Regions from separate parts of the Mus musculus genome. Here region 1 is linked to region 2. Evidence: chromatin contacts called from ENCODE POLR2A ChIA-PET data. All regions are on one chromosome and are shown on one strand. Each heading gives the region's core, a stretch centred on a gene start or an enhancer-like site at or near the end of the contact. The rest is flanking DNA. Distances are from core to core; before and after follow the strand shown.

Region 1 (7,152 bases), core at 3,662-6,161, 86 kb after region 2:
GATAGACGCCACAAGAGACTGTGCCTTGGGTCACCTAGACCTCAAGTCAAGAGACAGAAAATGTCCAATATGGGTGCTATAGGACCAGCTACTGGACCATCTCTCTAGTTTACTTACACTTCAATCTCGTGTATATGTGGTATATGGAGGCAGGTGTGCGCCATGTCCCACACGGAGGTTAAAGAACAACTTTGAGCACCAGTTCTTTCCTGGGTTCCAGGACTCAAACTCAGGTCTTCAGGCTAGGCTTCAAGTGCCCTTACCTAAGCCAAGCCAGTGGTTCGCAACCCTCCTAACACTGTGACCCTTTAACACAGTTCTGCATGTTGTGCTGACCCCCAGCCATAAAATTATCTCGTTGCTACTGCGTAACTGAAATTTTGCAACTGTTAGAAGTTGTAAATATCTGATATTTCCTGATTTAGGTGGCCCACAGGTTGAGAACCACTGTGTTAAGCCCAAAGCTTCACTGCCCCTGAAGGCTTCATTTTGTTTGTTTGTTTGGTTGGTTTTTAAGGATAGGGTCTCAGTGCCAAGAAACTGCTCAGCTGTTCAGAGCACTGGCTGCTCTTTCAGAGGACCTCAATTCAATTCCCAGCACCCACATGGCAGCTCACCACTGTCTGTAACTCCAGTTCCAGGGGATCTGGCGCCTTCACTCACATACATGCAGGCAAAACACCAATGCACGTAGAATAAAACTGATTTAAAAGCACATAAGTAAAATAAAGCTAGGAACTCGCTGTGCAAGTCAGCCTGGTCTTAAGCTCAGAGCGCTGCCGCAGATCGGCCTCTACCTCCTGAGTGCTGGGACTAACGGGGTCACCATGTCCACGAAGCCCTCACTTTTCTGGGAACTCTTTCCTAACGTTCTCAGATTCCTTTTATTATAGAAGAGTTTCGTTAGCTCTCCACCTAATCACCACAGATCTCACCATGGAGAAGGCTTGACAGGAAATTAAGGATAGCACAATCTCTGGACCTTGACACGTATGTGTGAGACAGACAGAGCTTAACATTTTCAAAGGACAGAACTGAAAAGTTAGTCAACGGTGACCCTGAGTTCCCAGCAAACAGAACCTCTAAATTCTATCAGGATGTCCAGTCACCACCTCCAAGTCACCTTCACTCTTGAGATTTCTGTTTTGTTACATGGGGTCTCATTTATCCCAGGCTGGCCTCAAACTCAGTGTGTAGCTGAAAATGACTTCTTTTTTTTTTTTAAGAATTATGCATTTATGGCTTCTGGTGCTTTGCTTACAGAGATGCCCGTGCTCCCGCTTTGTGCCGGGTGAGTGCAGAGGCCATGTGAATGTTGGGCATCAAGTCCAGGTCCTCTAGAAGAACAGTCTATACTGTTAACTACTGAACCATCTCTCCAGCCCCAATCTTTAACTTTTTGTTTGCTTGTTTGTTTGTTTTTTTGAGACAGGGTTTCTCTGTGTAGCCCTGGCTGTCCTGGAACTCACTCTGTAGACCAGGCTGGCCTCGAACTCAGAAATCCACCTGCCTCTGCCTCCCGAGTGCTGGGATTAAAGGTGTGCGCCACCACGCCTGGCTCAAATCTTTAACTTCTGATCCCCCCACCTCTGATCTCCCATGAGTAGCGGCACCATACCTACTAGATATGGAACACCAGGGTTGTACTTATCAAGGAAGCACTCTGCCAACTAAGCCCCAGCCCACCATCTTCTTATAAGATTTATTTATTTATTTCAGCACATCCATGCTTTGTCTTCATGTCAGTGTACCCTGCACCTGCCTGGTGCCCAGTAAGCCAGGAGACACCGGGTCCCTGGAACTAAAGATGGTTTGGAGCCCACAGGTGGATGCTGACAAAGCAAACTTGGAGCCTTCTGTAAGAACAAATGCTCTTAACTGATGAGCCATCTCTTCAGCTTCATCCTTTTTCTTTTCTTTTTTTTTTTTTAATTAAACTATACGTGTGTGCATGCAGGTTTGGTTGGGTCTCCTGGAGCTGAGCTGCAGGTGTTGTGGCTCGGGAAGCAGGAGCTGGGAACTCAACTCCAGTCCTCTGAACAAGAGCCAACCGAGTCTAGCACTGTGCCAATTGGGAGGGGAGACGGTTCGTTATTCAAACAAGGTCTCTCCTGGCATCTGCTGGCCTCCACCTTTCAAGTACTAGGATCACATGCTGTCTTACTTGTCACACGCGGTTATGGAATGACTTTTCTTAAAAGAATCTCTTTTTCTTCTCTTTTCACATCGTTTTTGTTTGGAAGCCAGAGACTGACGATGAAAGAATCTGTCCTCTCCTTCTACCTTGTGGACCTGGGGCAGGAGTACGGAATCAGACTCAGGTCTTCAAGCTTGCTGGCAGGAGCTTTCCTCCACTGAACCAGCCAGCCAGCCCTCCAGTGGCCTTTCTAACCAACACTACTCTGGATCACCACACGCCCTTGCATCCAAGATGTTCTCGGCCCCTGCCCTGCTCCAGCTTCACCTCTCCCTGAAGCATTACGTGCTACGGCTATGAGCTGATACAGACAAGAATAAAACGTTACCACTCACGAGGCACTGAGTAAAGTCACTGTAACAACTGTCCCTTCACATAGGCCCACCCTGCTCTTCTACTAACTAGCTCTCTTTTACAGCAGCCCTGCCTGAGTGTTGGTGCCACACTACATGACGGTGGGCAGTCAGCATGTGCTGTGTGCCCTATGCAGTTCTCAGGACTTTTCACTTATCTCATTTAACTCTCACGACAGCCTACTAGGTAGCTGCTACCATGACTCTCCTTATGCAAAAGGAAAAATGAAACCTAAGTGCGAACAAGTAAGTTATCAAATGTATACAACAGGACAGCATGGGACAGCTCGGGACAGCACAGGCAGGAGGTGAGCCTGGCCCCATCTTGTCTGTCTCTACAACCCAGCTTCAATCACTGCGGCATCCCGCCTCTAAGCACACCGTTAGCCAAAGCACTGGTGTGCTCTGACTCACAGGCCTCTTGGTATCTACTTCCAAAGCTATGTGAGGAAGCAGATCCCAGTTTCTGTCAGCCACAGCCTCAACTTTAACAACCCTGGCTTTAAAGAAGTTTCTCCTTCTCATCAGTAGAGAACTCCTTCCCCTCGCTGCACTACCTCTTCCTTAAGCAGTAGCTAGAAACCTTGCGCAGTTCTATGCATTGCTATCCCGTGTTCTTACAAAAGCAAGATTCAAATCCAGCCTGTCTCAAAAAAGGAAGTAAGGGTCTGCCTCGGTTCCCAGGTCAACCTCAGCACTCCAGAGACAGCGGCAGGCAGCTGGTAGGTTGAGGCGAGCAAGGGCACTGCATCTCAAACAAACAAAGGAGTAAGGGAGGGGGAAAGGAAGGAGAGAAAGAAGGAAAACTGTGCAGGAGTGACTGTGTGACACCTGGGAGCCCTTTCCAGCTGCCTCCAAGGTCAGTGACTCCTTGTGTGAAAAGCTGAATGTAAGTGGATGGGCCTTTCTTAAAACGGCCTTTAACAATGTACTCAAGCGCAGGTCCAACATGCCAAAGGCCAACCCAATGGCCACTGCAGCACACAGTGGGGATACTATCCCCAAACAGGTCTAAGACAAAATGGCAGCAAAGACAGTTCCCTATCCCCCTGCCTGGGGTCACAGATGGAGGTATGCAGAGACTAGATTCTATCCTGTTGCAATGACTCAAGCAATCAGACTCCTGCAGCAGATCTCCTCCCAATAAAACTTTCATGCCATGGACCCAAGGGTGACCCAATGCAACAGTGGCAGAGACGGGTTTTACATTACCCGTCTCCCTAATGACCTCACTATTTTCTTCTTAGTCCTGACCACATACATAACCCTCCACTACATTCTTCCTGGCCCAGAGACCCTCTCCCCCCCCCCCAAAAAAAAAAACAAGTCTCTCCAAAGAGTTACGACTTAACTAAAGGACCCTGAGGTTTTAACAGGGAACTTCACCTCCCCACCTCCCCCTCCTTCCTTCAAAAAGGACTGGCATGCTAAGCAAAGGCTTCATTTTCTGTTCCGGGAATCCTGGTACTTCCTAGAGAAAGAAAGCGGATTGGAAGACACAAACTCAGGGCCAGTGACAAGCTGCTCCCTCCTTCGGTGACACCGCCCCCGCTCCGCCTGGGGGAGGAAGGCCCCACCTCTCTCCTCCGAGCTAGCTCAGGTCCCCCTCCCCCGTCTCCAGCCTCCTCTCCACCCTCTCCCCACCTGCTGCCCTCTTCCCAACACCCCAGAGCAGAGCGCCACCTCCGTGAGGACCGTGCGCAGCCAGCCGAGCCCCACCAGTAGGCCCTGATACTAAGCCCCGGCCCCCCACGCCTCGCGCTGGGTGAGGGAGGAGAATAACCACGGCACGGCACGGCTTTTCTTTGGTTCCCCCACAGCTCGGGCGGGGGAGGGAGAGAGAAAAGGCAGCGTTCCTCGCAGCCCTTTAAACCCAAGGAAAAGAGAGCCAAACAGCCACACCGCCCCCGCGTCCCCCTCCCACAGGTCAGCCTGCCTCCCCCTCGTCCCCAACCCTCCCAAGCTCACCTCTGCAGCCCAGGTCGCACCCTCGGGGGAGGCGGAGGACAAATCCGTGTGCGCCCCCCGCCCCCACCCCAGCTCGGCGTCCTTCGGCTGCGGGGACAGGAGTGGGGCTGGGGTCCCCAAGCTCAGCGAGGATCACCCCCCACACCAGCACCTCGCCCAGACGGTGCGAGCCGGACCGCGGCCGGGGGCCTCGGGCTCCCACCCGGACCCAGCCTCTTCCCTGCCCGGACCCGCCTTCCCTCCCCAGCTCCGAACCTGTTCCTGCTCCCTGCGCCGCGGCTGCCACCGCCGCCTCCGCCCCCGCAGGTTCCGCCCGGCTCTCCGGCCGCTGCCTCCCGCTCCGCAAGCCGACCCGACCGCGGTGAAGATGGTCCGCTGGCCCGCTCCCCGGCTCCCTCCTGCCCGCCCTCCACCTAGCACCGGAAGCCGCGACGGCGACAGGAGCTGTGCGGCGAACACCCACCCCCAGCCCGGGCTACTTCCCACCTCCACGATCGCGCGAGAAGTGCGCGGTAGCGAGCGGCAGTTCTCGCGAGACCCATCACCATGGCAGCGGCTGCAGCAAAAGCAGCCGGTGCTGAAGCTGAGCCTAGGCGGGGGCCTGTGTGGGGGCTGGAGGATCGGAAGGCACGGCGTGTAGAGGGGGCTGTGGGCACTGAGGTGAGGCTCCCGAGCAGAGCGAGCTCCGGGACCTTGCCACATCCTGGCTGCGCTGGCCACAGGGCTCGGACCAGGGAGTCTCCGGGGTTTCTTAAGCAGAGCCCATGTGGAGCATGGAGGATGAAAACGGTTGCTGTATCCTGCTCTAGTCCAGTCTTATTCCAAATAAACAGCGCATCACTCGCACCCCACCTGCTAATCCGCTCTGCTCCCTAGTTCCTAAGGATGCTTTCTCTGAGATCCTTTCCCATAAAGGAAGAGGAGAAAGAACGATGCATTCCAGATACTAGAGGAAACATCTGGATGGGGTCGTCTAGGAGGTTGAGGCTGAAAGGCAGAGGGCAGAAACTCAGAGGCGGCTCTCATGAAGTCTCTCTAGATGAGTCTGGATTTTAGTATCCCCAGGAAAGCGCACCCAGGACCCCGCCTTCCTTCCCTGACACTCATCTTTTGACATGATGGAGACACTGCCTGAGACTCTAGCCACAAGCTATGTTAGAATCTGAGCTAGAAGGGTCCTCGCCAGAAACGGGTGCTCTTACCCACTGAGCCATCTCACCAGCCCCCACTGCGTTCTTTAAATGCATCAAGTATAAGAGCTTGGTGCAGCGTTATAACTCTTCTCTCCCTCCAAAACATAGGCTGGGAACAGAATCTATCTCTTGTCACATCTGTCTCTGGTTTATACCTTTATACCAGTTTGTCTTCTCTTGTTTACCTCAAAAATTACAGGACTGGCTGGGGGCGGTGGTGGCACAAGCTTTTAATCCCAGCACTGGAGACTAGGGTGCAGAGGCAGGTGGATGTCTGTGAGTTAAAGGTCAGTCTGATTTACAGAGCAGGCTCCAGAACAGCCAGAGATGGTTAACGAAGAGATGGACAGCAAGGAACTTGCTTATAACGAAGAGAATTATATTTGTCCCCACTCAGGACTCAATGCTGTTGAGAGCCTTTGTTAAGCTCTGGTTTTTGCTCGTTTTTCCCTCCATTTATTAACTCTGTGTGTGTGTGCTTGTATGAGAGATTGCGGGTGCACTTGTGCTCTAGCAAGATGTGGAGGTTAGAGAGGACACCTTTTGGGAGTCGCTGTTCTTGACTTTTTTCCCTCGTTGGGCCAGGATCTCTGGTTTCTGCTGCTGCAGTGCACACTCTAGGCTAGCTCTGTGTGATTCTCCTGGCATCATCCCCCATCTTACTTTAGGAATGCTTTCATTACACCACAGGCATTCAGCTTTAAAATATATATATTTGTTATTGTTGTGTTTGAGACAGGGGCTCACTATGTAGCCCCACCTGGCCTGGAATTCACTTTATAGACCAAGTTGGCATTGAACTCAAATACGATCTGCCTGCCTCTGCCTCCTGAGTGCTTAGATTAAAGGTATTTGTCACACATCCAGCCAAATGGATTTATTTTTAACTGTACCTACGCACATACGTCTCTGTGTGTGAGTAGGTGCCTGTAAGTGTGGATATCTACTACAGGGAGAAAAAAATGTAACATTCTCTGGAGACAAAGTTACAAGCAGTTGTTCCACGTGGTGCTGGGAGCCAGGTCCTCTAGGCAAGAGAGGTCAGTAAGAGCCTGATCGCCCTCCACCTATTACAACAGGCTCTGGGGAACAAGCTCGGGCCAAGCTTGTCTTGCTAGTACTTTTAATGGCTGAACTATCTCCCTAGCCCATATCCTGGGTTCTTAAAGGCAAGAGACTCCCCAAAATATAGTTACTGTGCTAGGTAGTTTTATGTCAGCTGGACTCCGGTTACAGAGTCCTGCAGGAAGAGAGAACCTCAATTAAGAAAATGTCTTGCTCTATCAGCTCGGGCTGGAAGCAGGCCTGGGGGACATTTTCTTTGAGTGATAGTTTGAGAAAGCCAAGCTCACTGTAGGAGGTGTCACCCCTGGGTTGTATGTTGTATAAGAAATCAGGCTGAGCAAGCCTATGTATAAGCAGCAATCTTCCGTGGCCTCTG
Region 2 (6,586 bases), core at 1,450-3,949:
GGGGGGGAATCCAAGCTGAGGTGGGGGTGTCGGTCATAAAAAAGAAGAAGTAAGGGGGAGTTGGATAGCTGCCTGCTCCTTCAGCAAGCCACCCCCATCTCTTACTGAGGTGAGGTGGGGGCTGATCTACAGCAGCACTGAGGCAGGGGAGTGCTGCGGTACTGGGGGAGGGGGAGAGGAGCGGGTCTCCATTTTGGCTCCAAGCAATCCCCCTCCCCTAAGGCCAGCAAGTGAATAACAGAAACAGGTTCAACCCCAGACCAAAGGTAGTGAGGCTCTCCACCCTACACAGTCATTTCCTCTGTCCTTACAGGGACCTAGTTTAAAACAAGGCTAACTGATTGCCTTCCAGCCTTTTGAAATGAGGGGGTGGGGTGTGACCTAGGGTAAAAAGACCATCCTGGCTGGTTTTCCTTTATCTGGGTTGGGAGTGAAGGACTGTGGGGGTGGGGGTGGGGGCATCGAGGGTGGTAATGAGGAGAGATGAGCCGCAGCAAGGTTCAGGGAGGATTGGAAGGTGGGAGGATACAGCAGGAGAAAACCCATACATCACGCAGCCACGCTGCATTCTGGTCCGATCCAGCCAGCACAGCACAGTCCAGGATAACCAGAAACCCTGCCTCCCCTTTCCTGGAACTGCAACGGGGGACCGTGGACCCGCCTGAGGAATTTTGGTTGTGGGGAGAGCGAAAGAAATATCTATCGTTTTCTGTTTTCCCATTCCTTATCCCCGGTCTTCCCAGACCTTACAGTTGGAGAAGCAGCACAGGATCCTTCACAGAAGCTGGGTGGCACATCTACCACACATGCAGGAGAACCTTGGTGCTCTCCAGCTTCCCCAGAAACTCGGGCTGAGCACGTAGAAAATATCCTTTTTGGCAAAGCATGGATTTTTCTTTTCTTTCTCACATGGCTGGCACTTACTCTTTAAGGATGTCTGAGACAGACGGTTAAAAAGAGGGGCTGGGGTAGAGAAAGTGGGAAGGGCTCAGAAGCAAAGCTGAGCTCTAAAGGGCTTGGGAGCGGAGAGTAGGGAAAGCATTGCTTTCTACATTTCCAAAAGATAGACAGGGCATCTCCAACTCACCCCAGCCCAGGGAGAAATGATAAGAACTAGACCCCCATGTGCTCAACTGGACACTAACCCAGTGTGGACATGCCCTACATTTACTGCCCCCCCCCCAAAAAAAAGCATCGATGATGCATCGCTTCATCATCGTCTCTAAGCCGCAGCCTCTGAGTTGCGGCAAGCAGACAGCTTCGGCTTGAGATGCAGGAGAGTGATATTCCCTCCAAAGCCGGCGGGGCGGGAGGGTGGCTCTCTGCCCCGCCACAGCTGCCTCCAGCAGCACCCTCCTACCTCATTTAACTTTGCTCTGGAGAACTAGAGAGAGAGGGAGAGAGGAGGGAGAGGAAGGGAGAGGAGAGAGACAGAGACAGAGGAGACGTCTGGTACTCCCGGGGAGTTCTCAGGGCTCCCTTCACCTCACCATCCAGAGGTGAACTAGACCAGAGACCCAAGTGGCACCCAGGCTTGTTCACTGCCTTCCAGGATCCTCTAAAATCATCAAAGCCCCAACCAAAGAATTTTTTACATTCTTTCCTTCGCTTTCCTGGCAAGCACCTATCTTCAAAGGTGGATTCCCAGCCCCCCCCCCCTTAAAAAAGCAGCAACTGCGGCTAGCCAATGGTGGTAGGATGGGGCATTTGGGGGTACACTCTTACCTGAGGTGTCCCAGAGACTAAGCTCCACTCTCTGTTCCTCTGTCTCCAAACAGGCTGTGTAATTCTCAAACACGGTAGGCACATAGGTCTGCGAGGAGACAGGAAACACTCACACCCCGGCAGCAGCATGCCCTCAGAACCCCACACCAAGCGTTGGCTACACATGCGCCGAGAAACACCAAAGTGTCAGATGGCGAGAAGCCAGAGGAGGGGGAGCCATTGGGGACTGTAGAGGTATTGGCCTTCGCTCCCCAGCCTGGGACAAACCCCCTACATCCTAGCTAGTCTGAGACACATACATTCGCATTTTCCTCACATCTCTAAATGTGTGTCCCATTTTTCAGAGCCACAAGCCAGTTTTAACCTCTGTCTTCTGCCCTCTAGTCCTTTGGCACAGGTGAACAGGCAAAACAGCAGAAGCCTGCGCGGGGGGGGGGGGGGGGGTTGGGGAGGGCACCCTCACAGAGCCTTATAGGAGGGGCAGGCAGGTACTGCGTCAAGAATGAAGCCCAAGCTCTCGGGAGCCTCCAGGTCTCAGGGATGAAGGCAAGTGGGAGGGGATATGATGGGTAAAGAGGTGAGGAGGAGCCGACCGGGCGGCAGAAGTGGGTCAGGTCTCTAGGGAAGCAAGACAGGGCAGTCCTCCAGCCAGAAGGCAAGGCAGGGTGGGGCGGCCTGCGGGTGGTGGAGAGCGCTGTCCCGGACAGGTGGGGGATCGACCCCGGGACGGCAGGGAAGCTCACCTCGGGATAGCAGTCTTTCGCTAGCACCTGTAACATCGCCGTCTTCCCACACTGCACGTCTCCCACCAGGACGAGCTTACACCTGACCACCACTGGCTGCGGTGCCCGTCTCTCCTTCATGGCTGCAGCCTCGGAGGGACGTGGACTCGGGTTCAGGGAGGAGGAGGTCGCGCCTCAAGTGTCCGCACTAGCACACTAGCGCGGGTTCCCTGCCTGCCTGCCTCCGACTGAGGCGGAGGCTCGTAAGGCTCCGCTATAAGTCTCAGACTGATCCAATCACAAGAGGAGGCGGACTCTGTCCAGGCCAATCCCTAAGGTGGGATCCCCTGCTGCAGCCAATAGTAGGAGACTCCGAGTCAGCGCCCTCTTCCTCCCTTCCCTTTCTGTTAAAGCTGCACGGTGGCTTCCTCTTGGAAGGGGATTCCCACGCTTTTTGTGTTGCTGTTAGGAGGTCAGGAGGGGACTGGAAGTAAAACTTAGTGATCTCTGAGTGTCTATGAGTTAGTGTCAAGACCCACAAAGAGCTATAGAATCAGGCTGTCTGTCCCAGGAAGACAGCAGGACCTGCCTAAACTATGGACAGGTGGGTGGCATCTCTCGGGGGAGAGGGTGACTCCTTAATTTTATATAGTTCCTATTCACACTGGTTCCACTTCTGGGATCTCCTAATAGAAGTCTCTGCTGCCCCTCTTTTACAGCCCGACTCCCTTCCTCAGGAATCGCCTTCCCCAAAACAAACCAAGAAAACAAAACAAGACAAACAAAAAATAACTTGACCCAGAGATAGGCAAAGAAAACAAAGGAGGGCGTCTTTCAAGTAGGAACAGGAGAGAGAAAGACCAAACAAGCTGCTTTCTGCCAGCCAGGAGCCAGCTCATGCCAGGCCTGGCAAGCAAGAGTGAAGGTGTTTTGTTCTGTGGCCTGGCTTCAGTGTCCGAGATGAATCCAGGGCAGGTCTAGTTCCAGGCTGATAGCCACGGATTCTGACGCACTGATAGTGTCACCTAGTGAGAGTCCAGCCTGGATGCCAGGGCTGGGCCTCAGGGATTAGAAATTGAAAACCAATCATTGTAGACTGAGATAAACTACAAACTGCCGCCGACTGGCCCTAGCCTGCAAGCCTCCACGGCTTCTGCAGACCCCTCTACTAGACAGAGCTATGGAAGTACACAGCTCATATAAGCCACTGGCCACCAAGGAAGTCCCGTGAGGCCTCCAGAGAATTGGGGGAGGGGCAGTTTAGGGCAAACTTGAGAACAACCTAGGGTTCCCCTTACCCTGTTCTGTTGGTTTGGTTTCTTTCTTTCATTTTATTTTATTTTATTTTATTTTTTTTAGAGAACATCACACTGGAACTTGCCGTATATAGCCCATCTTCTTGCCTCAGGCCTCAGGCCTGAAATTCAGACAGAGAACACCAGCCCTGGCTCACGGTTGTCTTGAGGTCCCTTCTCGAACAACCCCAAGCTTTGCTCATAAGCCAGTCATTGCCACCCACCCAAGACCATTTTCCCTGAAATTAATAAGCACCTTTCAAAGGCTTCACAGGCCCTATGGACAGATCTAGTAAGACAGCCAGGCCCACTATAACGGAGAATGGACGTTATCTGGGAAATGTAGTCCAGCCAGTCTCCCTCTAGTCTACTCTTATGGTTCCCAGCTTCTCTGTAGGCTCACAGGCTGGGCAGGGATCCCCTCCATCCATCCACCCATTACTTCCAGGAATGGAGTCACTGAGGGAACCAGTGGACTATCCAGCGTTTCCTTGAGTGATTATTCCCTCCTCGAGGCTCTCCAGGAGTTTCTTCACCTCATCTTTCCCGACACCTCAGCCTTCACATAAATGACAATCTCTGGAATTCTTCCCCTTTGTCCTTTCCCACCGTCCTGGTGGCTTCCCTGAGCTAAGTGTGATTTGGAAGAGTTCTAGAACAGCTGGAAGACTTGTCTGTCTCAACCTGGATGGAGTCCTTTCCCTCAGCTTGACCGCCCTCGGGATCTGCCCACCCCGACCCTCTGGCTCACCTAACACAGGTCTACAAGTGTCTATAGGGTTCCTTGTGTTCTCTTAACCCTGAATCAGGTTTCCTCCAAGAACAACATGAAAGGGTTCAGCATTCCCTCCATGTTCTTCTCTCCCAGCCTTACACACACACACACACACAGGGAGAGAGAGAGAGAGAGAGAGAGAGAGAGAGAGAGAGAGAGAGAGAGAGAGAGAATATGCTGTAATAGAAATGAAAATATAAGAAGGCAGATTAGAAGCTGCTGAGGGTGATAGGGTTGAAGGGAGACAGGGGGTGATTACAAATCCACCGAATCACACAGTCGAAACTGGGAAACTGTTATAGTATGTTCATTATATCTTCACAGAGCAAAGCTATACCCAGACAGGCATGCTTTTACTCACAGAACTTGAGAAGTACACACATACACACACACACACACACACACACACACACACCCCACCCCCCACACCCACACCCACACAGAGTTTAGTAGATAGAACACAACACTTGCCTCTAAGAATCCAGGCACAGAGCACTGGGCTCACGATCCCTAGGGCTGCTGTAAGCTGGGTATAATGGCTTATGTCTGTAACCCCAGAGCGCAGGAGGTGAGGATGGAGGATCAGGAAGGCCATCTTCAACTACTTCATGAGTTTGAGACCATCCTGGGCTACATGACAGCCTGTCTCAAAAACCAAACAGACCAGGAGTTGGAGAGATGGCTCAGTAGTTAAATAAAGGTACTTTCCACCGATCCTGATGCTCTGAGTTCGATCCCTTAGGTCTCAGTGGTGGGAGACCTGACTGTCACAACTTGTTCTCTGACCTACACTCAGGAACACGCACACACAGTAAAGCTTCTGGAATACATAGATGACTTACACTCCTAGTTCTCCGGCTTCTTCCTCCCGAATGCTGGGATCACAGGCACACGTTCCTACTGTAGCCCCTTGCTTTTCTTTTATAGCTTCTATCATTCATTTTCTCCTTAAAACTCTTGGTTTGCTTGTTGGGGGTTTGTTGTTGTTTGTTTTGTTTTATTGTTTGTTTTTGTATGTGGGTTTTTTGTTTTTGTTTTTGTTTTTTTGAGTCAGGGTTTTTCTGTGTAAAAACCTTGGCTGTCCTGGAACTCACTCTGTAGACCAGGCTGGTCTCAAAGTCAGAGATCCACCAGCCTCTGCCTCCCAAACTCAGGAATTAAAGGTATTCACTACTATGGCCAGGCTGGAAACTTTTTTTTTTTATGTTCTGATTTCTCATTTCTTTTTAAAGGATTTTTAAAATAAACTTTATGATAAAAAAATTGCAAAAAAAAAAAAAAGTAATTTCACACCATAATTAACCCGAGCAGGACTAGAGAGATGGGTGCGCAGTCGTTGCTCTTGCAGAGGACCCAGGTTTGATTGGCAGCACTTACCTGGTGGTTGGTCTGTCTGTAACTCTGGTTCCAGAGGATCCAGTGCTCTCTTCTGACTTAGGTGAACAGTAAAAAGATGTGCAGTGCGTATACATACACTCGGGCACAAGAGCTCTTACACAAAAAATAAAATACATTTTAAGATGAGCCAGATCCAAAGTCTATACATCTCAGTGAACTTCTAAGCAGAGTAGCATCTGGTAGGAAGCGGCCGGGCTCCGTGTTGGATTTTACACTTTCACTACGGAATGTATTTTTAGATACTCTCCACTGAAAATGAAAAAAAAAAAAAAAAACCCATGACAGAGTTAGAACTAGAAAACCAACTTAGCTTTATAGCCTCTCTCCTAACTAACTCACAGCTTTATAGCCTCTCTCCTAACTAACTCACGCCCGTTATCTATATGCTATCTCCTGAGTTGTATATTTAGCCTTCCCTGTTCTCTCCTCTCCATGTTAGACTGTACCCTCACACACATTTGTTTACTTATATATGACGCACGTTGCTTCATTGTGCATGTGAGGGAGAACATGAGACTAAGTGATCTCACTTGATATTACATACCCTAACCCCACGCATTTTCCTGCAAATTGTGTGACTAGATAGCACTTTGTGCGTGCACAGCCACCCGTGGAGCTCAGAGGATAACTTAGGAGTTGGCCTTCTCTCTCTTTCCATCATGTGGGTCCCG

The links. ChIA-PET counts read pairs that join two places held with the same protein, here RNA polymerase II (POLR2A).
Region 1: POLR2A ChIA-PET joins it to region 2 with 20 read pairs in Patski. The contact joins the promoter of Arf3 here to the promoter of Rnd1 in region 2. POLR2A ChIA-PET finds 5 or more read pairs at or near these places in 4 of 5 experiments (Patski and embryonic stem cell).

The regions. Positions count from the first base shown.
Region 1 is chr15:98,758,207-98,765,358 of GRCm38, forward strand. It overlaps Arf3 (ADP-ribosylation factor 3), which reads right to left and starts at 4,912. Exons shown (of 5, transcript NM_007478.3): 1 at 4,774-4,912. LOC115488470 reads right to left here and starts at 3,840. Exons shown (of 1, transcript XM_030248862.1): 1 at 1-3,840. The coding sequence starts at 3,706. The coding sequence ends at 3,242.
Region 2 is chr15:98,674,762-98,681,347 of GRCm38, forward strand. It overlaps Rnd1 (Rho family GTPase 1), which reads right to left and starts at 2,700. Exons shown (of 5, transcript NM_172612.3): 1 at 2,469-2,700; 2 at 1,726-1,813. The coding sequence starts at 2,588.